Linked DNA regions of Mus musculus: all the other regions are linked to region 3. The links are chromatin loops, found by intact Hi-C in ENCODE. Cell type or tissue: left cerebral cortex. All regions are shown on one strand.

Region 1 (8,000 bases), 88 kb before region 3:
AATATCTTCTAAAGACATCCGAGTCCCTACTTCCATAAGTCAAATGGCTTTAATGAGTTGCAAGTAAGAGATGACTTTAGGGAGTGATGCAACACAGGGTCTCAAATAAATAAGAACATACTAGGTATAAGGCTGGTCTTGAACTCTTGATCTCATTGTCCTTCTTGGGTGCTGGGATTATAGGCATGTACCACCACACCTGGCTTTGAAAGACAACTTTTATGCCAGGAACACACAATGAAAGAGCAATTTATTTAACCTTCTTTTAAAATTTTTAATTTATGTGTATGCATGTTTTGTCTGTCTGTTCGTATGTATGTTTGCATGCATGTTTACTATGTGTGTGCCTGGTGCCAGCAGAAACCAGAAGAATGCATTGGATGCCCTGGAACTGGAGGTACAGATGGTAGTGAGCTACCATATGTGTGCTGGGAATGGAGAACTTGGTCCCCTGGAAGAGCAGCTGGTGCTCTTAACTGCTGAACCATCTTTCCAGCCCTATTGAACTCTCTAAAAATAGTTTTATCTGAAGGTAGTGAGACACAAAATGCTAGCAACCATTCTGTGAGACTTGTCGCCTTTGTGATCTGCATCCAGTCCCAGGTAAGGTGGTCTCCACACAGATCCTGGAGAAAAGTCCCCAGACCATACTGGGACACCCCCTCCCCACACCTACCCAGTTTTACTGTAGCTGCTAAACCACAATGGATTCTTTGTGTTTCTAGATAAAGAATCCCAACATAGACTGGCACCATCTTTCCTATAAAAACTCAAGCAAAGAGCTCTTTTAAAGCGATTACCCTTTCCCAGGAAAATAAAGACTTTGAAGTTAGGATGCCCAGACTGTAGAGATGGCTCAGTGGTTAAGAGCACCAACTGTTCTTCCAGAAGGCCCTGAGTTCAAATCCCACATGGTGGCTCACATCCATCCGTAATGAGATCTGACGTCCTTTTCTGGTGCATCTGAAGACAGCTGCAGTGTACTTAGATATAGTAATAAATAAATCTTAAAAAAAAAGAATTAAAAAAAAAAGTTAGGATGCCCTAAGTGTGAGGTGGTGGTTTTCTCTTCAGTTTGAAAGCTGAAGCACCCAGTGAATGAAACAGGCAGTTGAGGGATCTCCCATTACATGGGTGCGTCTGCTGCTATTTCAGGCAAGAAATCTTTGGCCGATTTTATGGTGGCAAAGAAAACATACTCAGAAAATCCAATGAACAGCTCATGTGTCTTACACGTTTTAGATCTCTAATAAATGCTTTTTAAAATTCTTCGTCAAAAAAAATTAACAGGGTGTTTATAAAAGCATTTATTTATTATAAAGAAAAGGCCCGGAGAAAAGGATGGAAAGAAAACAGTCCTTCCAACTCTTTTTTAAAAATATTTTATTTATTATTATATCTAAGTACACTGTTGCTGTCTTCAAAAGAAGGCATCGGATCTCATTACAGATGGTTGTGAGCCACCATGTGGTTGCTGGGATTTGAACTCAGGACCTTTGGAAGAGCAGTGGGCACTCTTACCCGCTGAGCCATCTCCCCAGCCCCTCCTTCCAACTCTTAAGACCTGGTTTGATCAGCTCAGAGTCTCCAAGCCCATGTTTGAGGTCAGATGCTTCTAATCTGAATGCTCCCCTTGTGTCCAGCAGTGTTAGGTAGTAAGGGGTTCATCAGAGAACCAGAGAATGAATAGCTGAGTCATTACTGCGCATGGGTGACCTCAGAGAAGGAGCGACTAACCTAAATTGGAAGGTTGAGGAAGGCTTCCTGGAGGGGGCGCTGCGTTCCGGGGTGAAGTCTGAGAGCAATGAGAAAACTTAGTGCCTGAGGTTGTATTAGTGAAAAATTCCCCATGAATCGGACATACGCCCTTTGCAGAAAAGGATGTAACAAGGACAAAGGGTGTGTTTTAGATGAAGACTGAGTCTTGTCTACCGTTTGTTGAGAGGAGTGGGAGGTGTCTTGAGAGAAAAGGAACCAAAAGTTGCTTCTCGAGACTCTTCTAATGCGGGGTCCCTTTAGGCCCCACAGGCGCGGGCCATGGTGGAGTGAGGGTGCTTCTTTCTGAGACCCTCAGCCATAGCCGAGCATGGTAACTTACCTGAGATCCCAGCTGCGGCTTCTGCTGCAAGGTTGACTCTGGGGGAAATTGCCTCCCATCGGTTGCCTCCTGAGCGCACGCAGCTGGACAACGCAGGACTCAGCCAGAGGGCTTGTGCCAATTGCGTATCCCTCTCCACACCACCTTCACAGTGGGTGCCTTTCCGCGCTGGGTAGCCTTCCTAATGCGTTCCAGGTCTTTCTCCCATTTACACTTCTAGGCTGGGGGAGCTGGAACCCTGGAGGCTGATGTAGGGGGAGTGATGCGCAGAGAGCAGGTGGCGGGCACCGATGACATCCACTCCTGACCCTGCAGCGATGTGGCTGGGCTGCTTGCCCAGCTGGCCAAGAGAGCTTCTGGCCTAAGTCTCCGCGTTCTCCCCTCTAAATTCTCACGGAAAGGTCAAGCCGCCGTCGGTCCGGACAGAGCTGTTCAGTGCGGTACCCGAGGCACCGGTCCCCGGGATGCTAAGGGAAGGCACCCGGGGTGGAAGGAAGGTCCCAAGGCCCAAGTCTGCTGCTCCCTTTCCACAGCTGCCCATGCCTGGCGCTTCTCTTAGCTTTTTTTCTCCAGCTCCCACCTTCGTTTGCCCCAGGGCCGGCTGTTTTCTTTTCCCCAGATGGCGCAGTCCTCGGGCAAGGAACACGTTCCTTCGTGTTCGAGACTTCGACCAGCTTGGCCTGGTGGTTGACTTTGGGCAAGTCAAGGAGTCTTCTGTAGCTATGTATGTGTGAAGGGGACGAGTCTCCTTGACACTCGCTGTAAAGCCGTATTCTAGGTGTGAGCTTTGAAAGGAAATGATATCGCCTTGGTTCCCACCCCTGGCGGGATGGACCTGTGTGCAAAAACACAAAGTCCTCTGAGGAAAGCAGCTTTTGGTTTTATGATGAAATCAGGGAAGTGGACTAATTTAATTCTCCACAAAATGTAGGGAAAATGTAATCCTTAGAGTAATTTAGGGAAATTCCGATGTAAAACATCATGTGAATAAATAAAACCGGGATGGTTGTGATCGTCTGTCCTATGTTTCTTTTCAAATACTATTTGGTACAGAGTCCTTTTTGGTTAGTTTTACCCCAGAGAGCAAAGAATGGCTCGTCCATTCATAAAAGGACATGAGAAGGGGGCGGCGGTGGAGAATAAGTGGCTGTAGGTGCCACCCAGCCAACAGTTAGAGGGCGACGAAGGAGGGTGGTCTTTTTAGGCGTTTTTGCGATGTGATTATCTTCAACTCGCCTCCGAAGCTAGGCCTGGAGCTAATGGGTTTCTGTCAGCGCAGGTCTTCCATTTCCCAACTTGCCCAGGTTAGTTAATGGAAGCAACCTCTTTAGTAGGAAAGGAGACTATAGCCCCTCAGCGGTGTGGATCTGAGGGTGGGTACTCTCCTCCCAGAGCACAGGCGTCCAGGACGATTTGAGACTGGAATCTTGGACAAGCCACTCTGAGCTGCCACAGGGTGCTGGGACTGGTTCTGTGACCCATCCTGGAAAACTCTTGCACATATGAAATCAAGACGCTCAAAACCAAGGCGAACACCTGGGTGTTTAGAGCAGCGTTGTTCCTCTGTCTAGAGACCATGGGGGCGGGAAAAGGAGAGAGATCGGTGTGACCGTGGGGCACTTCACAGTTTATACACCCCCCCCCCCGCCCTCAACTAACACAAACCTAATTCTGCAGGTAGAATCAAACAATTTGGGAGATTTAAAAAAACCAAAATCAAAACACAGGCTGCTTGGCCAAAGTTAAAGGATATACCTGGTTGGAATGCCTTCTGAGAGGCCTCTCTCACCTTGCTGCCTCCCCCACCCCCATCCCACCCCAACTATTTGGATCCTGCTGTAGCCTGCACCTCCCGGGACACAGGTGGAGTTGCATAGACTCATGTCTCTGTAGCTGGCTTTCTTTCAGTTCATTCTCTTCGGGTCAGTTCTCACGGCACTTGCTTTAAAACGCACCCCCTCCGCCTCCCCCCTCCCCCCCCCCCCCCCCCCGCTTTCCGTGCTCTCTTCGCTACTAAGGTTCTTCCCATAAAGTCGTGTAAAATAAATAACTTCAAATATAATTCTTAGTTGCTTCCGAGACAGTGTTTTCTCATCACTAAATTTCACTGTTTCATAATTTCTAGGACAAATTCGCCTCCAGACCCTATCCCTTTCAGGACACCGGCCAAGGATAGCAGCTTCTCAGAGATTCGACCTAGTAGTTCCAGGACCTGAGAATGAAGGATGGTGTCAGGGGGGGTTGGTTCAGAGCCTGGCTAGGAAAAGGTCTGGGGAGGGGTTGGGGGCGAGGGGTTTAGGTCTGGCATTGGAGCTTCAAAAACAGCTCGGGAGTTTTCCATCTGTTCGTCGCCCCCTACAGGCCACATCCGCCATCGCAGCTACATTCCGCTCAGCTAGTATGAGCATTTCACTTTTTTTTTTTTTTTTTTTTTCCCCTGAACCTTCAGAATCCTCCCTACATTCCCGCAAGGGACTGGGTGAGAGGCCTACTTGGGAACTCCACCCCGAGGTCACACTAGGAGTCCCAGGCTTCGAGAGTGAATTGAATGTCTGGAAATCCTTGCCTGAGGAAGCGAAGAATGAATGCTTAAATCGGAGTGTAACTAAAAGGCTAGCATCTTTCCTTTATACCCAACCTGTGTCCTTTATTTATTCCCTTTTTTTCTTTTAATTTCTCTTTTTTTAAAGCTGTAATAAAAAGCAGGTGGCAATCGCACTGTTTTAAAATCCCAGTTTTAGAGGGATTTCATCACCTTTTATCGCGTGTCTAAAAACATCAAACCTGTGTTTAAAGCTTGCTCCAACCTACTAAGTGCTTGAGTACATTTATCTACATTTAAAAAAAAAATTTCATCGTCTTCTCTAAATCTTCACCATTTAAACAGCGTAAGCTCAATTCTTTTCCAAGGGTATGGCTGGGCTCTACTTTCCCGGTATTACATCAGGACTTTCAATAAACACTGGCCGCTGGTGTTTGGGCATGAGATGTCCCATCCTCTAACTACACGGGGAAGAGGCTGTTGTTGATAGAGCGAAAGTGGCTGGAAGGAAAGTTGCCGTGGTTTCTACACCGCGCTGCCTAATGCGTCGCTGGAAAAGGCACTGCAGATCTCAAGCGGCAGCTTGTGTCCGAGTGTCAGGCTGCGTGCTCAGGCTCGGCCGGTATTGCTGCTATGCGCGGAAATATGAGCGAGTAATTTTATAAGTAACAAAGGATCAGGGATGGAATGAGGCCCCTGTTATCCAATGTCATTTAGAAGCCTTGGATCAGCAGCTTCTTGAGGCTAAAAGTGAATTCAAGAAGCCCTGCCTTTCTCTTTTCCCAGGGGTGCCAGCTAAATTTAGAAGTAACCTCTGTGTGTTTGCACAAATCGTGTACCATTTGCTGTTTGTGTAAAAACCGATTAGCCAGACACAACTGTGAAACAACTTGTGACTTTTATAGCTGCAACGCACAAACCAATTTAGATCCGTTTAGTTTTCCTTGTAAAAGGAGATTAGAAGGGACCCGCCCGAAGTAAAGCTCTCCTCGCCGAACGTTACAGTAGCTTCTTCAGCAGGGCTCATTATCGGGTTGTTTATCAAGTTAAAAACTCTCACCCCAGCAGCCTGTTTTATTTTAAGACTCCGCTTTCGGCGGAATGTTTACTCAGGACACAGCATTTATCATTTACCAGGAAAACAGAGTCGGTATATGCGAGGAAGTGTCTTTCAGAGCGACCCCCAAGCCCACGCCGGCCGCCGAGAAAAAGGCTCGGCTTCCGAGTGGGAAGCGAGGAGTGGACACGACTGCTGACATTGCTGGGTTTTACCGACAAGACGCTCGCAGGGTGGAATTGACATCGCTGCTACCTATGATTTCGGAGTTAAAAACTGATTTCGCATAAGTAATTGTAACAGCTAATTAATTACAAAATAATTAGAATTGATGCCGTTTGAGGGTATGCTGGTGGTGGCCCAACAGACCTCCCATGTCTAGACCTTTCATTTCTACTTAACCTAAAACATTGAAACAGCTGAAATGCATACCTAAAATAATCTACAAGGATATTTCCTACTCCTACCTTAGATCTCTCTCTCTCTCTCTCTCTCTCAAAAAAAAAGCATGAATCTGGCTAAGGTAGAAAAAAAGGGCGGAGGTAACATGCACCTGGCTTTAGAAGAGTATTATGATTCCTTGGCCTTCTGAAAGGCTCGAGAGGAGGGGTTACCGGTTCGGGAATCCTCTAGATATCTAGTTATGTGAGTTGATAATTGCAATGGAAAAAGAGGGATTTTACTTGATATTTTTCTGGGAAAAACAAAAAACAAAACCCTACGATCTATTGCCTATCATCGTAATGCAAGATACTATTTCAATACAAAGGCCAAAATGGTACCATGTGAGTTTAAAAATCAATGAGATTTAGCATTTCCAATGAAGGGATGAAAAGGAATTCCAAAAACCCGAGGTTTAAATGCTAAAATACGAGATGTTTGGAATTTTGTTCTTGAAAGGACAATTCAAATGACCAAAGACTCCTTGTAAGTTTGCCTAGGGGGTTATATTCGACCAATGTTCTTTAAAATGAACAAGGCTGCTTTTGCCTAGATTTTTAATGACAGCACACTTTGCAGGAGCTGCGAGTCATTCACAGTGGCTTGATATGAATGGGATTGTCATCCTTATCCTGGTTATGTGAAAAGTCACATATTAATATAATTTAAATTAAGTACGCTCTTTCCATTTTCAAATTCAAATGTTTCTACACCCAAATTGTGAATTTGCAACGTTTGAAAAGGTCATTACTTAAGACTGCTAGATTTTCTGGGGAAGACAATGCAAATTCCATTGTAAAATCTTGCCATTTGCTAGACACCTAATTAAAACACTAGGCTGAGCATTTTAAAAATTTATTTACAAAATTGTGTACAACACGATGGAATAACATTTAGAATACCATATATATTCATTCATATATAAACAGACTTTTATAATACAATGACACTTCGCCTTTTTGAAAAATTTTTTTTGGATTTAAAATCTCCCAACGTCTTTATACATTCTTTTTCTCAGATAAAACTGCGCAGAGTGAACCTTCAAAAAAATATGAAAGTTCAAAGCTCTAAATCTACTGAATTGCTTTTTATTTTCTTAAAAAAATAAAAACCCCAAAAGGAAAGTCAATGATTTTTATACAAATATGTACAAAGAATGTCCCTCCCACCCCCACAGTACTGAGAACACAGGCGCCGTCGGGGTGCATTTTTGGAAATTCGGTTATCAGTTTTACCTGTACGGAAAGTTATTCCCAGCGGACGCGGGTTGAGTTTGCTCCGCCAGCTTAGGTGAGTGAGGGGATGGAGGCCGCTGTTGGTCAGTGTTGGGGAGTCGGGGGCGGGTAGCAGAGTCCAGGATTGGGTAGAGGGACCAGGACCAGGACCAGGACAGATGGACCAGGATCAGAGAGGGCGTACCGCCTGGAAGAGCAGGCTGCTGCCAGAGGCCGCCGTCCGGCCCGGCCACTAGCTCATCACTATTGAGCGGGCCACTTGGCTTGCACGGCGGCGGCCGCAGCCGCTGCGGCTGAGGCTGCGGGCTGCAGGAACTGTCCAGACAGCGGCACGCTCAGAATGGGCGCGATGGTGGCAGTCGTCCGGCTCAGCGACAGGGGCTGGTGCGTGGCCATGAGCGCAGCCGACTGCACAGTCCCGGGCGGCCGCAGGAAGGACTGCGCGCCGCCGCCGCCCCCACTGCCCCCGCCACCCCCGGCTCCGCCGCCGCTCCCACCACCCCCAGCCGAGCCCCCGGGCGCCGCGGATCCCGCGCCTATGATGTTCTCGATGCTGAACGACGGCCGCGCACTGGGCTCGGACTTGATGAGCGACGTGGTGCCCGCCGCGCCCGCCGTGCCCGCGGC
Region 2 (8,000 bases), 77 kb before region 3:
CAGTGGCGACTGCTCAAGCAACTCAAAGGAAGGTGGGGAGGAAAAGAAAACACGATCCAAATTTACAAATTTAGGAAAACCTTTTGCCCAACTTGGATTGCCAGTTGTATTGGCGGGCGCAAGGCTCAGAGTGGACCGGACCGCGATCTTGATGGCGGAGCCTCTGGCGAAGGCTTGTACGCGCGCGAGAACCCTGGCTTCAAGGCTGCTCTCGAGGCCGCTTTTTAGTCTCCAAATGAGCCTAATTTCGATTTCCCGGCTAGCCTGAGCTGGCTCAGGAGACTTTGTCCGCCTCGTTGACGGCTGCCTCTCCCCCTTCGCCAAGGCCGGATCTGGGCGGTCCGTTCCCGTGTATCTCCTTGGAACCTCTCTGGGGAAAGGGGTGGTGAACAACTCCCAGCTGCCGGTTCCATTTGTTGCGCCTTTTTCCTTCGACACAATAAAAGTCAAATTAATTGATTCATACCATTAATTACGGTGCGTAGCGTGAAAAGCAACGCTTCCCCTCGGTTAGAGATCTATTGTGCTAATCTCTTGTTCAATCAGTGTTACCATCTGATGCTGGGTCCGGCCCCTACAGAAACTTTTCGACTCGATTAGCTAAATGATGAGACGCTCAGGCTGCTGTCCCCAAACCCGTCGCCCGCGCGGGCCTAGCGGCTTAATATCGATTTCTAGAGGAGACCGCAGAGATTCCCGTGATCGCTCTGTTTGGGGACCCTCTGTGGTTTTCTTCTCTTCGGGTGGACATCAGTTTCGGCACAGCCTCTGTGCTGGAGGAAGCAGCAGCTAAGCGGTAGTGTAGTACAGGTGAGAGGCAGAAAGGTTGGCGGGGGGGAGGGCTCATCGCCGCGGGAATCTGCCTGAAGCCAGCTGGATTCCGCGCTAAATAGTTAGCGGTGAGATTGTAGCTTGCCTCTAAAAACCTATGTCCTCAGACACCGCGAAACTTTGCAACCGAAATAAAGAATCGGGGAGAGTGATATACTTTGGGGTGGGAGGCGTGACACAGGGAACCGAAATGGTGAGCAAGGATAAACATTCAGTCGCCAAAGATTATTGGGGTCGCTGAGGGAGAAGGGGCGCACACTGTAACACAGTTAAGAATGGGAATGACAACTTGGGTCAGCCAGCAAACTTCCCAGGAGATATTTAAAAGTAAGGTGGCAGCCAGCGGCCTCACCTGCTCAAGTGTTGGAACCGATTCCGCCTAATGAGAATGAAGTGGAGAGACACCGGTTTCTCCTGGGACTGGCAGAGTTGGCAGTAAAGGGCTGGGGAAGCCACTGAAAGTGGTCCAGGAGTGGAGGGGGAACCTAGGTTCTAGTAAAAGGAAGCAAGAAGAGTAGGGTCAGGATCGATGGAAGGAAAATTGAGACGTCTCCAGAGGAGAGATTTAGTGTGTGCGTCTTGGAAGAGGATGTGGATGGGCCAATTTATGATGGAGAGGGGGAAATTAATTACAACTCAATTTGGATTCTTAGGTGGTCAACACGGGAGGAGGATAGGGTCAGAGAGTGCGGGAATCAGAATGGTCCAGTCAGGCCTAGGCGACCCCAGGAGCTCTCTCTCCCTCCAAGTCAGGGACTATGGTATCGCTTGACCAAATCATTGAAGCAGGCATATAGTCATTATTCCTGTGGGCAAATGCACTTTTCTAACAACCCGGGAAGATGAGATCACCTTGGGAGAAGCTAGGATAGCGTCTCTCTACCCAAGGCAGCCACCTCCTTTAGCAGAGAAAACAAACCATGGTGGAAAAATTGAAATTGAAAGACAGCTTTCCTTTCTGGGATCCATTACCTGCCTCCAAGCCAAAGTCCGCTCCTTCTGGACAATTTTCGTAGACTTAATAGACCATCATCAGCCTTTTTGTCTGGATGTTTGCCACCAAGGGAGATGGGAAAGGCAGAGGTGATATCTGGGACCCTAACCCATGCAGATTATTTCATCTGCCTAATGGGTAGTGTTTTCAACACACCATGACCCACAAACACTGGGCCCCATAACTCTCCAGAACTCTTTTGGGGAGGGTTGGAGGGGGTAGAGGCTAATTTAATGTTCTTGTTTAAATTTAACATCTCGAGACTTCATTTATTTTCAGTACCTGGTACACACAATCCGCGTGCCTATGAATGGCGAGAGACCAAAGGAAAGAAGAGAGAGAGAGAGGAGAGAGAGGATGGTTTCGAATTTATTTATATTGGAAATGTATAAACATCCATTCTGTAAAAGGCAACACGTTTAATTAACGATGAGAGAGCAGTTAGGGGCAGAAAGCTAGTAAAATTGTGTGATAAATTTATGGCATTGTTAGCGTGCTTTTAATTATGGCTATTATGTTAATTATTTCACATTAGCATGGAGTTATCAGCAGCATGTCAGATTTAATCAAAACGAGCCTTTCTCTCGAAAATTGTTCTTTTCATTCGCGAGGAGAAAGATTCTGGGCAGGATCAGGGCTTAAAAATGACTTGGCATTGCAAGCTAGAGTCTTGCCGACGCAGTTCGATGCGACACCGCGGGCCCGGCGTCCGCTGGGTCCCTCCAGGCTAACGGTAGCTGCTGGAGAAGCCGAGGGCTGGGTTTTTAGGAATTCACCATTTTCACCCCCTTCGGAGCCGACACTTCATCACGCGGGATCATTCTGTCAAACAATATGATGCTGCTCATTTTTATCTGTCCCGCTTTACAAAATCCCTATTCAGCCAGCCGAGGAGCAACAAAAGCCTCGGGGCCGCGCGGCGGCCGCTGGCGGCCTCAGCTCTACCGCGCGCGGGAGAAAAAAAAAAAAAAAAAAAAGGAAGGGTCTGTGGCGAGTCTCACCCGTGCCCTCGGCTTGCAGCCCGAGGGGATTCGACAGCCCTGAGCAAGAGTGCCCAGGTACCCTGTCTTCGGGTGTGGTCGTCCGGGCACGCCTTTCTGTGGCCCGCACCTACCCTCCGTAGTCCTGCGGGCGCGCGCAAAAGCGCCTTTCCCTGGCGGCGAGACTCGCCCACCCAGGCCATATCGATTTCTTAATCACCACCGATCGATTTATTGGGAACAAATAAATAGCCCGTTTTGGAAACGTTTCAATTGTGGATCTGATGATGGGGCCCTGAGACGGGTAGGGCGGGGCGCTCAGAGGACGCGACCACCGTGGGCCTCGAGGGAGTGCGTGGTGACAACGATGCACCCTCATCCTGAGGGCCCACCCATCAACCTCCCAAGCTCCGCGTCTTTCCTAGTGCTCAGCTCCCCCTGGCGGCAGGGTATGATATCTGGATGCCCCGCCCTTCGACCCTTACGTCCAGGCGCATGTTCAAGCCTTCTGACCCCTTTGAAAGCCCAGAGCATCCCAAGGCCAGACCTGAGACTCGCCCCCCAGACGGCTACCCCTTTCCATTTCCGGACAATCTAGTGGAGCCTCAGTGGTCCCCCGACCCAGGTTGCGGAAGCCGTACCTCCTAGCTACTCCCTGGGCGAAACCATTCTTGCCCCCTCCTTTCCCGGGACAGGGCAGAGGATCTGCCAGCTGCTACCTTATTTTTAGCGCCATTCCATTCGCGCAGTTATATTTAACTCGATCCACTCCTCCGAGGAGGTCGCTCGGACATCGAATTCTCCACATCGCTACTCTGTCCTGCCCTCCTAGCCTTGGGGGCAGATCCCCAGGGACAGCGATAGAGGGCGGGGTGGGGAGGGGGTGCGGTTGCAAAAAAAAAAACCCGGCCTAAGACTCTTTGCCATCTCTCTGGACCCAGCGGGAAAGAGGGCGATTCTGCAGCTTTCGTTGCACCGGTTTGCCAAAGCCCCGTGGGGATTCCGCCTTGTGAGGGGGAGGGGAGGACTGGGAGTATCCAGTCCCCCGCCCCGCCCCAAGGATTCTCTGAGGGGAAGCATGGAATCCACTTCCTACTTATGCATGGCCCCGAAGTACCTGAATGACCTGGAACACCTATTAGAACTCTGTCCTTCAAAATCGCCATGGTTTTGTGTTCTTGCAGGAATTCCCTCTTCTCTCTCTACTCGGCAATATACGCTTTGAGAACCTTAATTTCAAATGGTACCTTGGTTCCTCAGTTCCGGCCCAGGCTATCTTTCCCTTGAAAACACCGCGTCTCTGGTTCACACATATCCTAGGAAAAAATGCTCACTTGGAAAGCACACAGAAACACCAATGCAGTGCATACTTTGTTCAGATAGGAGGTCCAACAGAGTTTACAAAAACCGAAGCCTTGTGCTTAAGGTACATATACACATGTGACACGATCCAGGATCATGAAACACACTTTTAACTTTCCACATACTTTTTAAAAGTGTACCTTCCCATTTTTTCGCCCCTAGACCCAAATTGGATGTTTCTGGCTCCCTCTCGTTCGTAGCTTTCCTGTGATGTAGAAACCTCTTAGAAACCACACCCACAACCTAATTTGGAAGGACAGGGTATTTATTTATGACTAATGCATTCAGTAATACTTAACTGGCCTGTGGTAGGCTCCGGAAAGTGCTAGAAATGAAAAGAATTAAAGGACTGAAAAAGAGCCTGCTACAGAATCTCCCTTCCCAGCTCTACCAGATGCTATGGCAGAGAAAAGAGATGGTTTCATCAGTTCCCTGACAGAGTGGAGAATGGCAAAGGATGAGGCCTTCCATTTGTGGGTGAGGTGGCAAACACCCTTAAAAAAAAAAAGAATTATTTGTTTATTTTATATGAGTACATGAGTACACTGTAGCTGTCTTTAGACACACCAGAGGAGGGCATGCGAACCCATTGCAGATGGTTGTGAGCCACCATGTGGTTGCTGGGAATTGAACTCAGGACCTCTGGAAGAGGGCAGTCAGTGCTCTTAACTGCTGAGCCATCTCTCCAGCCCCTTGGTACACACCCTTAATCCCAGGATTGCTTGCACTCTGAAGGCTGAGGCAGGAGGAAGATGGGTATGCTATTTCAAGCCAACATGGAGTGGGTAGGGAGACCCTGGCTCAGAATAAATAACAAAACCAGTAAAACTGCAGGTCAAACCACAGTGAGAAGGAAGGCTGCCCACTTTTGGGATGTGAGTTAGGAAGAAGGGAAGTAGAAACTGTGACTCCCATGGGAAGGAAGGTACTCTGTGAAATGCCTACCGGACTTCTGCAATGCCAGGGGCATTTAGTAGGAAAGTGAATGGTAGAAATATGAACAGAACTTCAAAGAAGAATGAAAGTACAGAAACAGCGAGTGTAAAAAAATGGAACCCCGGGGCCAGAGATGTTAAAAGTGACCTGTACTGCTCTTGCAGAGGATCTGAAGTCAGTTCCCAGCATTGACATGGGGTAGCACATAACCACTGTAACTCTAGCTATATCCCTGGCATCCTGCACAGCACCCAAAGTGTGGGGCTCAAACAATGGTCAGAAGAACAGATTGTAAGACACAACCTGATCTGATGGAGTACTTCTTCAAGGACTCCACAGTTAAACCTCAGTGTGATAATAGTATAGAATGTTATGGGAAGGCATAGTAGTAGTCTGACTGGAAAGGAACAGAGGTCTATGTAGGAACATCTCCCAAAGGAAACAGCCTTAAACTGTCTCTGATGGTGAGTAGCAGTTGGTCAGGTGAAGAGAGGAACAAATGAACAGTGTGTTCAGGATGGCTCAGTGGGTAAAGGAGCTGGCTGCCAGGTCTGACAAGTTTACTCATCAGAATCTGCATGGTGGAAGAAGAGAGCTGACTTCCGTAAGTTGCCCTCTGACCTTCACACATATGCTGCCACACATGTGCATACCTGCTTCTAAACTGGTTAATACTTGATTTTAAATAACAAAACAAACAAATCAAGTACAAAGTTGCCGAGAAATGAAAAAGAGGTTTTAAATATACAAACACAGTAACATTTTGAATGACCCTTTGGGGGTCAGAGGAAGCAATTGAAAAGAGAGGGGGGGTTACTCACACTGTCCTGAGATGAGAGGTGATGCAAGTTTAAAGTGTGGGGGCTGAAGCTGAGGAAATCATGGGTTGGAGAGGATTTAGAAGGTAAAATTCATAAAACTGTTTAAGTCTTTATGTAGAGACAGTGTCTTGTGTAACCCAGGCTTGACATTGTGACAATCCTCCTGTCTCAGACTCCTCAGTGCTGAGATGACAAGAGTATATATATCATCATACCTGGTGCAGTATCTGCTTTACAAGGGAGAGGGTCCACAGTAATATGAAATTTGGGTGAGAGAGAGAAAGAGAGAGGGGGGGGGAGAGAGAGAGAGAGAGAGAGAGAGAGAGAGAGAGAGAGAGAGAGAGAACAGAGTGGTGAATGCTCTCAGAGACACAGGCCGCAAGAACAGCAGTTGCCTAGCATGGTAGCATGGGAAGGACCTTCGGCTCAATCTCCTGAACTTCAGAGTGGGGGAATCTTCAATCTCTTGTTCTTCAGTCATTTTTCCGGGAGCCAGGTTATCTAATCCTGAATCAGTTGTGGCATATTAGTCACCTCCTCAGTTAAAAACCGTTTGAGACTGCCTCTTTGTTTATGGAAGGATAAAAAGATTATCTCAGCCGGGCGTGGTGGCACACGCCTTTAATCCCAGCACTTGGGAGGCAGAGGCAAGTGGATTTCTGAGTTCGAGGCCAGCCTGGTCTACAGAGTGAGTTCCAGGACAGCCAGGGCTACACAGAGAAACCCTGTCTCGAAAAACCAAAATAAATAAATAAATAAATAAATAAATAAATAAATAAAGATTATCTCTTGCTGGCTGTAGTGGCATGTCTCTGCAGTCTCAGCCTTGCTAAGGTTTGGTGTTCAGGGCAGCTTGGGCTACACAGTGAGTTGTAGTACATAGTCCACCCTGGATTACAGAGTTAGACCCTGTCTCAAAGAACAGGAGCAGTCAGGAAGAAGGAAGCGCTAGAGAGGGAGAGGAAAGGAAGAATAGAATGAGAGGAGAGAAAAGTGAAGTTCTGAATTCTTTCTAAAGATGTGACCTGGCTGTGCCTGTCACTCAGTGGTTCTCAACCTTCCTGACCCTGTCCCCCTTTTATACAGTTTCTCATGTCATGACCCCCAGCCATAAAAAGATCTTTTGTTGCTACTTCATAACTGTAATTTTGCTACTGTTATGAATTGTAATGCAAATATCTGTATTTTCCACTGGTCTTAGGAGACCACCTCAAAGAGGGTTGTGACTCACAGGTTGAGCATCACTGGTCTAACCGATATGATAGCTTCCCATCCAAGTACCAACCAGGCCTAACTCTGCTTAGCTTCTGAGACCAGACAGGAGCAGACACATTCAGGGTAGTATGGTCATAGACTAAATTGATATTTGATATTCATTCTGTCTCCCTCCCCCTCTCCCCTACCCCCTCCCTCTGTACTCCTTCCCCTCTTCCTGTCTCTTTTCTGCAAAGGATCCAACTCAGCACCTTGTATATAACTGGCAAGCTCTTAACCACTGAGCATTCTCCTATCTCCTCCCCTCCCCCTTCTCCCTTACTGGAGACTGAACCCAGGGCCTTGTGCATGCTAGCCAAATAAGCTACATGACCAGCCCTTTTGCTATTTTTCATTTTGGAACAGGATCCCATCAAGTTGACCAGGCTATCGTTGAACTTGCTTAGTAGTCCAGGCAGGTCTTAAACCTTTGACCCTTCAGCCTCATCGGCTAGAACAGCTGGGATTACAGGCTCACCCTGTCAGGCTGGGTCTCCAATATATCTTTCAGTTTCACTTGCGCGCTGTGCTTCAATCTCATGGGACTATCGTCCACTCTCAAAACTCTGTGACCCCCATCCTTCTCTTGTTACCATGTGTGACTTTGAGAGCATGTTCTCTCTCTCTCTCTCTCTCTCTCTCTCTCTCTCTCTCTCTCTCTTCCTCTCTCTCCTTCCTCCCTTCCTTTGATGATGGACAACCAAAATGTTTGGGTCAGGGTTTTACAGTTGTTTGTTTGGTTTGGTTTGGCTTTTTGAGAGGGGTTTCTCTGTGTAGCTCTGGCTGTCTTGGAACTGGCTCTGTAGACCAGGCTGGCCTCCA
Region 3 (8,000 bases):
CAAACCAAACCAAACCAAAAAACCCAAAACAAACAGAGAGAAAGAAAGAGAGAAAGAGAAAGAGAAAGAGAGAAAGAGAGAAAGAGAGAAAGGAAGGAAGGAAGGAAGGAAGGAAGGAAGGAAGGAAGGAAGGAAGGAAGGAGAAAAGAAAGAGATGTATTTATGTGTCTGGAATCTTATGGGACAAGAAGGAAAATCAAGGCGGCTGGGGAAATGGCTCTGTGGATTAAGGTGCTTTCAGCTGAGCCTGACCAAGCCTGAGGTTCAATTCCCAGGACCCATGTGGCAGAGGGAAAGAACTGATCCCTGAAAACTATCCTCTGAGTGCAGCTGTGTGAATCTTGCCAGTGATCTGCCATTCACCCCTTGTGACAGGGATTTGGAAACCATTGAAAGAAATGTCTACAGCAAGGAGAGTGGATTATGGTGAGGTTGGTATACTCTATAAGACTCTATATGAAATCCCCATACTGGCTTTCATATGGCCTTTGTACTATAACATAGTTTACTGATCACTGAATGATAATAAGAATGCTGCCACTTTAGGTTTTTATATGGGTTTGGATCTAGGGTGTCAGCCTAACGATCGTTCTTTTGTGCCTAAACACATGTGTGGTTAGCTGGTACCCTAAGCTCAAAGGGTAAAGGTCATGATAGTTAACAAAAAAAGCAAATGTCTAAAGATGTTAAAGTAAGAGTTGCACTAAATTAACCTGACCTCTTTTAGGAAAGGTCTCTTTGTAACACAAAAACATGACCACTTACAGAGGGCCTTGTGTGTACACAGCTTTTGATGTGGTCACTTCTTATTCCATTCCATGGGGACTCAGTTTGTTATGATAAAGTAAGTAGTCAAATCATATGTGTGTGTGTGTGTGTGTGTGTGTGTGTGTGTGTGTGTACGTACGTTGAAGAATTGTGCAACAAGTAAATTTTGATGAAGCTGGTGCCTGGTACCTGTAAAATAATTTAATGTTGCTAGTAGAAGCCAACAGAGAAATGAATATTACCTGAGTGAGGTGACAGATGGAAAAGGAGATTCTGGTTGGGTGGAGTGACAGGGTCTTATTCTCACCCAGGAAGAACGCTTATTGAAATACAGACACAGACAATGGCACAGCCTGAAAACTGCTTTAATGTGTAAAAATCCAGCGTAGAAAAACCTAACTTTGATTAAAATATAAAGGGTCTGATAAATCGCGTTAAAATTATGTGTGTTCACATGTTGTGTGCTTTTTTTAAAATGTGGAGTGTGTGTGTTTGTGTACAGTTTGTATGTGGTATGGTGTGCATGTGTATATGTGTGTGCTATGTGTTATTTCTTGGTAGATGTCTTCTGGCTTTGTGATAGCTCTTTCATCAGAAACCATCACCTATTTCCTCATTCTTCTGAATATGTCCCAATTTCCAATTGTTTCCAGCTTTAAGCAGCACAAAAACAAATCCCACAGAAACGTCAGCACGGGATGCTGCCACCACACACAAACACTGCAGTGCTTAGGATCAACCCCAGGAAGATCACTGCTAGGAAATTAGCAGAGACTCATCAAAGTAAAAGTAGCTGTGACTAAGGACTATGAAAATATAAAGGGATTAACATACGTGATAATGGACTAATTAAACCTTACCTTTTCACTGTGGTGATTTTACAGCCACTTCTCCTGGCTGCCAGTTTGGAAGCTGCCAGCAAATATTTTCTTAATAGCAAAAAGAGACAATGCACGTTCCACCGGCTCATTCATAATGTTTAATGCAGACATTACCAAGACCATGAATAGAGGATGAAAAAGATCATGCTATTGAGAGGGCCTGAGGGGCAGGAGGGGAGAGAAGACTTAAAAACAAACCCCAATACAAGTCCTCACAAGAAATATTTAACTAGAATTTGTACAGAAAAAAGCCTACTTGCCTTGATAGACTAGCCTGCCCCTGTAATGAAACCTCCGAAAGTCAACAGTTCATAAAGTCTTTTGTTCTAGTAAAAGGGTCTTTAATTTTTAACACAAACTCATACTTCGGTATGCATGGACTTAAGTAAAATTAGAAGACATGTATATAATAGGATTTAATGGATTATCATCTGCATTTTCCAAAGATGTCAGCTTCTCTCAGCTCTGATGGAGTAGCACTTAATGTAAATTTAATTTGAAGTGATGTATGGAAGGCTTGAGGTGGTGCTCCGTGGTTCCCTAACTGCCTGGAGAGCCTCTGTGGGGAGCATCTGGATTTGGCGGCTCCACATGCCCGGCAGCATGTACTAACTAGGATTAATGAGGTAGCCTGTTCACCAGTGATCCAAAGGAGGTATGCTACATTTACTCCCAACAATATGAATAGGAGGGCTAGTTTCCTTTGGGGGCACATTGTATGATGAAACTTAATGATGGACTTGATATTGGGTATAATAAATAGACTATGGTGCAAGCGCTTTAGCTTGGTCAAATTTAAATGTTATTTAATCATAAAATTGTGTTTGTTAGGTAGGTTTGAAAGCAAAGGTTTTAATGTGTGAGTGTATGTGTGTGGGGGGGGGGGGCATGGGGGCAACTTCACAGCTAATCTGTTTTTTTAATGACATTAAAATAGTAAATCTTCCCTGAAAAGTGTTAGAGGGTTGTTTAAAAAAAAACTTACTTTTTAGGAGTTGTTTGATTGTTTAAGATAGTTTTGTACTAACTGTGTGTGTAGTGTGTGTGTGTGTGTGTGTGTGTGTGTGTGTATTCAGTATGTGTAAATCAGATACTGCTGAGTTAGGCAAAACTTCTTAATCCATTCGCAACTCATTTAAGCATCAAAATTTTATTTTGTCTTTGTGCCTAACTGAGCATTGAATAAAATCGCAGCTAATTTCAAATTCCCTTTGTCATCATGGTTTTCAGCCAAAAGTCTATAATAAATGGTCAGAAGATGAGCTGAGACTGAATGAATAGTGAGCGGTATTCATCAGCCAAACACAGAGTCCAGATCCAATTATATGTATTCATTAAGTGATAATGATATCATGGTCTTTAACTAGGAAGAAAAGAGCGTAATTGAATAATAACAGTTGTACAATCCCAACGGAACACACTCTCCATCCCAGCCCGGCGACCCTCGGGGATGAGGCACGATTGATGGAATTCTATTACTCTTTGATAGATTTATTATGAAAGGCTGAGTGGACTTGCAGTCCCACTTTGTCACTCACGCTAATCAGTATCGTAAGGGCCCCGAGCGGGCAGGCTTTTGTACCCCTTTGACAAAGACAAGGTTAGGGGAGGATGACAGACACCCAGACCTTTACAAACCCATACTGCAAGATAAAATGGGCCAGCTGAGCTCTGTGCTGGGACAGAATTTTAATTTGTTTATCAATGGCTTTCACATGTGCTGAGACCATAAGGATATTTGTCAGAGGATAATACTGAAGCTAAACTCTTTTGTTTGGCAAGTGGGGCTTGGAAAAATATTTATTGAACTGTAAAAAACAGGCTAAATGGGGGGAAAAGGTAACTGGGTAGAGAAGGGAAATAACTCACATTACTGGACATAACTATCCAAGCCCATCCTGATTTTGACCTTTTTAAAAAATATATTTTTAGTGTTGTTTTTAAAGCTACCTTTAAGGGTAACCAAACAGTAACAGATAAAAATCTTTTCCCTTTAATCTCTCTGATTTTTAAAAGAAGAGCTGAAAGATTATGAAGAGACCAGCTATCGTGTTGAGTGGGAAAGATGGATGGAATTTATTGGTATGAGGTTGTTGTTTTCCTTCCTGTCTGTTACAAAGTAGTATAACTTAGCAGGCAAACAGCTGCATTTTCCAAACATGTTTTTTTGTAAGTAAAAGGTGTTTTCAGGCCTGCCAGCCTGGCTCAGTCAGCAACAGCTTTTCACATTGAAATGCAGTTTGCTATCCTGCGGTCAGAGCCCTTAGGATTTAGGAAACTCGGTGGTAATTCGCTTTGCTACTGGTGGGAGCACGAGCCAAGGGGGCCAACCTGGCATTCACCAGGCCCCAGTGCCGTGCCTGCCAGGGTTTATTTTTTCGGTTATTGTTGTTGAATCATTCTGATTTGTAATCTCCTTTTCTGCTTGAGATCTCCTTTTATCCCTCAGAACTATGCTCTGCGTCGCCAGAGGAGCCAGTGAATTGGGAGGCTGGGCGGCCAACCTGCTCTGTCACTGGACGCCTGGCCTGGCTGCTGTCCCGCGTGGACCCGCGAAGCCAGCTCGCTGCCAGTTCGGTTTGGTTTTGAGCATCTCTGGGAAGGCAAACGGACAGCACAGTCACCTCAATTGGCTCAGCTGCCTCTCTGATGAATGTGCCCGGGTGTGCTGCAAAGGGTTTAGCATCGCTTCCAGCAGCGCGCTGTGATTTTCAGGACCGGGAAGGATTGCTTCACAGCCCTCTCCTTGAATTTCATTGTAGTGTGCGTGATGGAGCACAGGGCGGCTGGACAGGCTCGCACCGAACGCCAATGGCTGCCGCTCTGGCGTCTGCGCGTGGAACAGGTTCTGTGTGTTCCTTTGGCTGTGGCTTTCTCCCTGTTGGCCTTTCTCCACAAGGTCGGCCCGGGAAGCCTCTGGGTGCCAGACACCAGGCAGTGGCTCTGAGGCCAGGGAGCCGCCGCTGTTTGCTCATTCTTCCTGGAAATGGGCACAAAGTGAAGGTTAATTCAGACCTCTTGGCCAGGGCTTCCTTAGCCACTGAAGTTCACCAACCTGTCCATGTAGACTGAGTGCAAGGACGCATTGATTGTGTTTGGTTTTTCGTGCAGACATCAGAACGAGGTCAGACTTTGGATGATAATGAGGGTTGATTGGAAATTACATGGAGGACAACAGAGAGTTGGGATTTTCCAGCACAGTTTTAAAGCAGACCTTTAATGTTTCCTGGTTGGGAGGCAAGGATAAGTGCACGTACTAGACCTTATTATAGACTCTATCTTTAATCGCTTCTTTTAGTTTCAGAGAGTATGTCAGTCCTTCCTTCAGCTGACTTCAAGTTCATTGTCCTTTCACCAATAAGGGGTTTGTTTCTAAGGAAAATAGCTCTTCTTTGTTGATTGCCTGGTAAGAACTTTCTTTCACTACTCACCAAAGTTTCTGAGGTCCACACGCTACCAGCTTCATTTTAGAGAAAGGGGAAATGAAATGGGCAGGGCATCATTATCATATAGTAAAGACCAGAATTAAATTGTGGGCTCACTCACTATCCAAGGGCTCTCATGGTTGCGCAAGCACTGCATTGTACTACCTCTGCTGGAGTCAGGGACACAGGTGATGGTCTCTGAGACGCTGACAGTATATGAAAACAAAGCCTTACGCACCGACAAGCTAGTATTGTCCATTTGAAGAAGATGCTGTCAACCAAATGTCCACTCTATCAAACAGCAGTCACCAAAAGCATGCTTTTCTTACGTCCTTTCCCCCTTTCCACACGCCACAATTGTTTTCTTATCTACTATACAAGCCCAAACACCTTGCCTTAGAAAGAGCCCAGGCTGGACCCTCCATCCACTTGGCTTAACTTCATGGGCCAGAAACTCTCCAGAGTCTCCACTGTCTTTTTCCTGCTTCCCTTTGGTGTAGGTGGGAGAGTGGCCTTCCAAAGATGTGGTGTCCCTCAGAACCTGAGGAGTCTAAGAATGGGATTTCTTACATCAAAAAGACACTTTCCAGATATAATTATGTTAGGGATTTTGAGGTGGGAAAACCATCTCAAAATCTTTGAGTAGGTTCAGTAGGATGATGGTGGTGGTAGTGGCGGAGATAATGATGATGGTGATGGTAATAATAACAGTAACAACAGCAGTAATAGAGGCTGGAGTGTTAGAGTCAGGAGATATAACAGTGAAAGCCAGACAGTGGGTAATGTACAGATGGAGACACAGCCAAAGGATGCAGAAACCCTGAGATGCTAAGAACAAAGAGGGATCCTGTCTGGGATCCTTTGGGATGAGCATAGCCTTGCTGGCATCTTGATTTTAGACTTTTGATATCATAGATTTGAGAGAACAAATTTGCGTTGTCTTAAATCATATGTGGCAACGGGAACCTGATACAGTTATGCCAGGATCTTTCCTACCTGTGTCGTTTTTCTCAATTGCCCTCACTTGACTTCTCCTCCTCCTTCCTTCCTCTCTCTCTCTCTCTCTCTCACCACTTTTCAAATCCCATTTGCACGGTTAAGTTGTACCTCAAACCCACAGTGCATGAATTGCTTGTCATGGAGTCAACAGACCACTTGACCAGATCCTACGTGTATTTACTTATTGCTATTGATTCCTCAAATATTTTTTTGGTTCTTGTCAAGAAATCCGTGGTCTAAGGAAAGAGATGAGTGATTTATTCCAGCAACACCAAGGGGGGTGAGAAGGAAGGCCTGGGAAAGCTTTGTGTGAAGGAACCTGGGTGGAGCCATTTTGAAGCTTCAGCTCTCTGGTTAGTTTTTATTTCCAACTTCAGTGTTCCCAAAGCAGTGGAGGAGTAGAGCAGTTAAGGGTGGGGCTGATGAATGAGCTTGTCGGAGGCCAGGCGTGGCAGCACACACTATGAATCCTAGCACTGTGAACGCAGAGGCAGGCAGGTCTCAGTGTTTAAGGTCAGAGAGTTCTCTCTCAGCCAAGAAGGAATACATTTGAGCTAGATTCACTGACCCATGCTCATAGTTCCTGTGGGAAGCTGAGGCAGGATAAGACATATAAGGCGTGGCTAGGCTGCCAAGTGACCTCAAGGCTGAGATAAATAACCGAGCAGGATCTTGTGTCAAAATAAGATAGAGAGAATGAAGCTCAGGAGAGCATTGCCTAACACATGCAAAGCTTGAGGGTCACTTACCAGCACTGGGAAAAATGACAAATCAGAATTCAGCTCCATGATTTATTGTTGTTTCTTATCTGTGAAGTAGGGAAGATGCCAGTATTGACACCTGCCTACTTAGGACAAGGACTTCAGGAGCACTAAGTAGTGTGTGAGTGTGTGTGTGTGTGTGTGTGTGTGTGTGTAGGCCAGAGACAACTTGAGGGAGTTTACTTTCTTTCCCTTCCCCGCCTCCCCAATTTGGGACCCCATGGATCAAAGGCATGTTGTCAGGCTTAGCCTTACCCTCTGAGCTGTCTCTCTGGTCCCTGGTTGTTTCTTGTTTTGTTTTTGTTTTTGTTTTTTTTAATTTCTCATGGGTAGGTGTTATTGTTTTTATCTTTTTGCATTTACATGGTGCTGGATGCCTAATCTCTGAGATGTGTGCATGCGTGCATACATGCCCCTGCCCCCATTTGTATACACACACACACACACCACTTTTGCACAACCTACAGGCTAACATAGAGCTTGGCACATAGGAAAAACCTACAGTCACACACCGACTTGACCCAGAACAGCAGAACATCCACCTACGGTTTCACATTGAGTGGTTGAGTGGTTATTTTCTTGTTCCTTTCCCTCCACCCCCTTACAGGTCTTGGGACAGTCTGTGTTTTAACAGCAGAGCTCATGTTTACAGTACTGGATAGTGACATACATGATTACCTTGAGGCCAAAGGCAGGTTTACTATGAAGCGGATAAAACCCAGGTCTTTCTCAGGCCTCTTCCAAGGCCCTGGATCTGCCTTCAGACTGTATTGCTATAGTCGTGTTTTCCCTCTAGATAAATTCCTAGAATTATAACAACCTCATTTGAAAAACCTGGGGTTATTCCCCTGCCTAATGGCTGAGCATGTGGCCTCAGTGGCCAGGCTGCTGGCTCTGAACCAACTCTGACACTCAGCAGCAGAGGCAGCTTCCATCTGCCTATGATGTCTTACCTGGGAAACAGAGTTGATTGACATGTCACCCTCTTCACAAGGTTGAGACAACCAAAGATGGTAATCTTAGTAAGTATCCAGTGAGCAGGTTTTTGTAGGAAGCCAACTCTAAGATGGCGCCGGTTTCAGGTGTGCCATTGTCATAAACAACACCACTGCGCAGGCGTAAGCCCGAGTCTGGCGCCAACCCCTCCCGAGCGGGTACATGCTAAT

Evidence for each region. A loop is a pair of places that touch in the nucleus more often than their neighbours do. Peaks named below come from ENCODE experiments on the same cell type or tissue, not always from the same donor. Only the 100,000 strongest peaks of a DNase experiment are listed, where the experiment ranks them.
Region 1: it touches region 3 in a loop (2.1-fold over the local background); 9 of 42 quality-filtered maps call a loop at or near these places.
Region 2: it touches region 3 in a loop (3-fold over the local background); 5 of 42 quality-filtered maps call a loop at or near these places.

What each region holds. Positions count from the first base shown.
Region 1 is chr4:99,657,651-99,665,650 of GRCm38, reverse strand. Foxd3 (forkhead box D3) reads right to left here. Exons shown (of 1, transcript NM_010425.3): 1 at 6,980-8,000. The coding sequence ends at 7,617. Among named protein-coding and RNA genes, the nearest start is that of Foxd3, 5.4 kb to the right of the region's middle. In left cerebral cortex, a CTCF peak has its summit at 4,468 (motif pointing left); DNase peaks (open chromatin) are centred at 5,227, 5,401, 5,517, 6,703 and 1 more place.
Region 2 is chr4:99,646,069-99,654,068 of GRCm38, reverse strand. No RefSeq gene overlaps it. Among named protein-coding and RNA genes, the nearest start is that of Foxd3, 6.2 kb to the left of the region's middle. In left cerebral cortex, a CTCF peak has its summit at 3,257 (motif pointing left); a DNase peak (open chromatin) is centred at 2,461.
Region 3 is chr4:99,569,426-99,577,425 of GRCm38, reverse strand. No RefSeq gene overlaps it. Among named protein-coding and RNA genes, the nearest start is that of Gm40211, 4.1 kb to the right of the region's middle. In left cerebral cortex, no CTCF peak of the experiment used is centred here; DNase peaks (open chromatin) are centred at 4,400 and 4,425; H3K4me3 peaks cover 607 bases.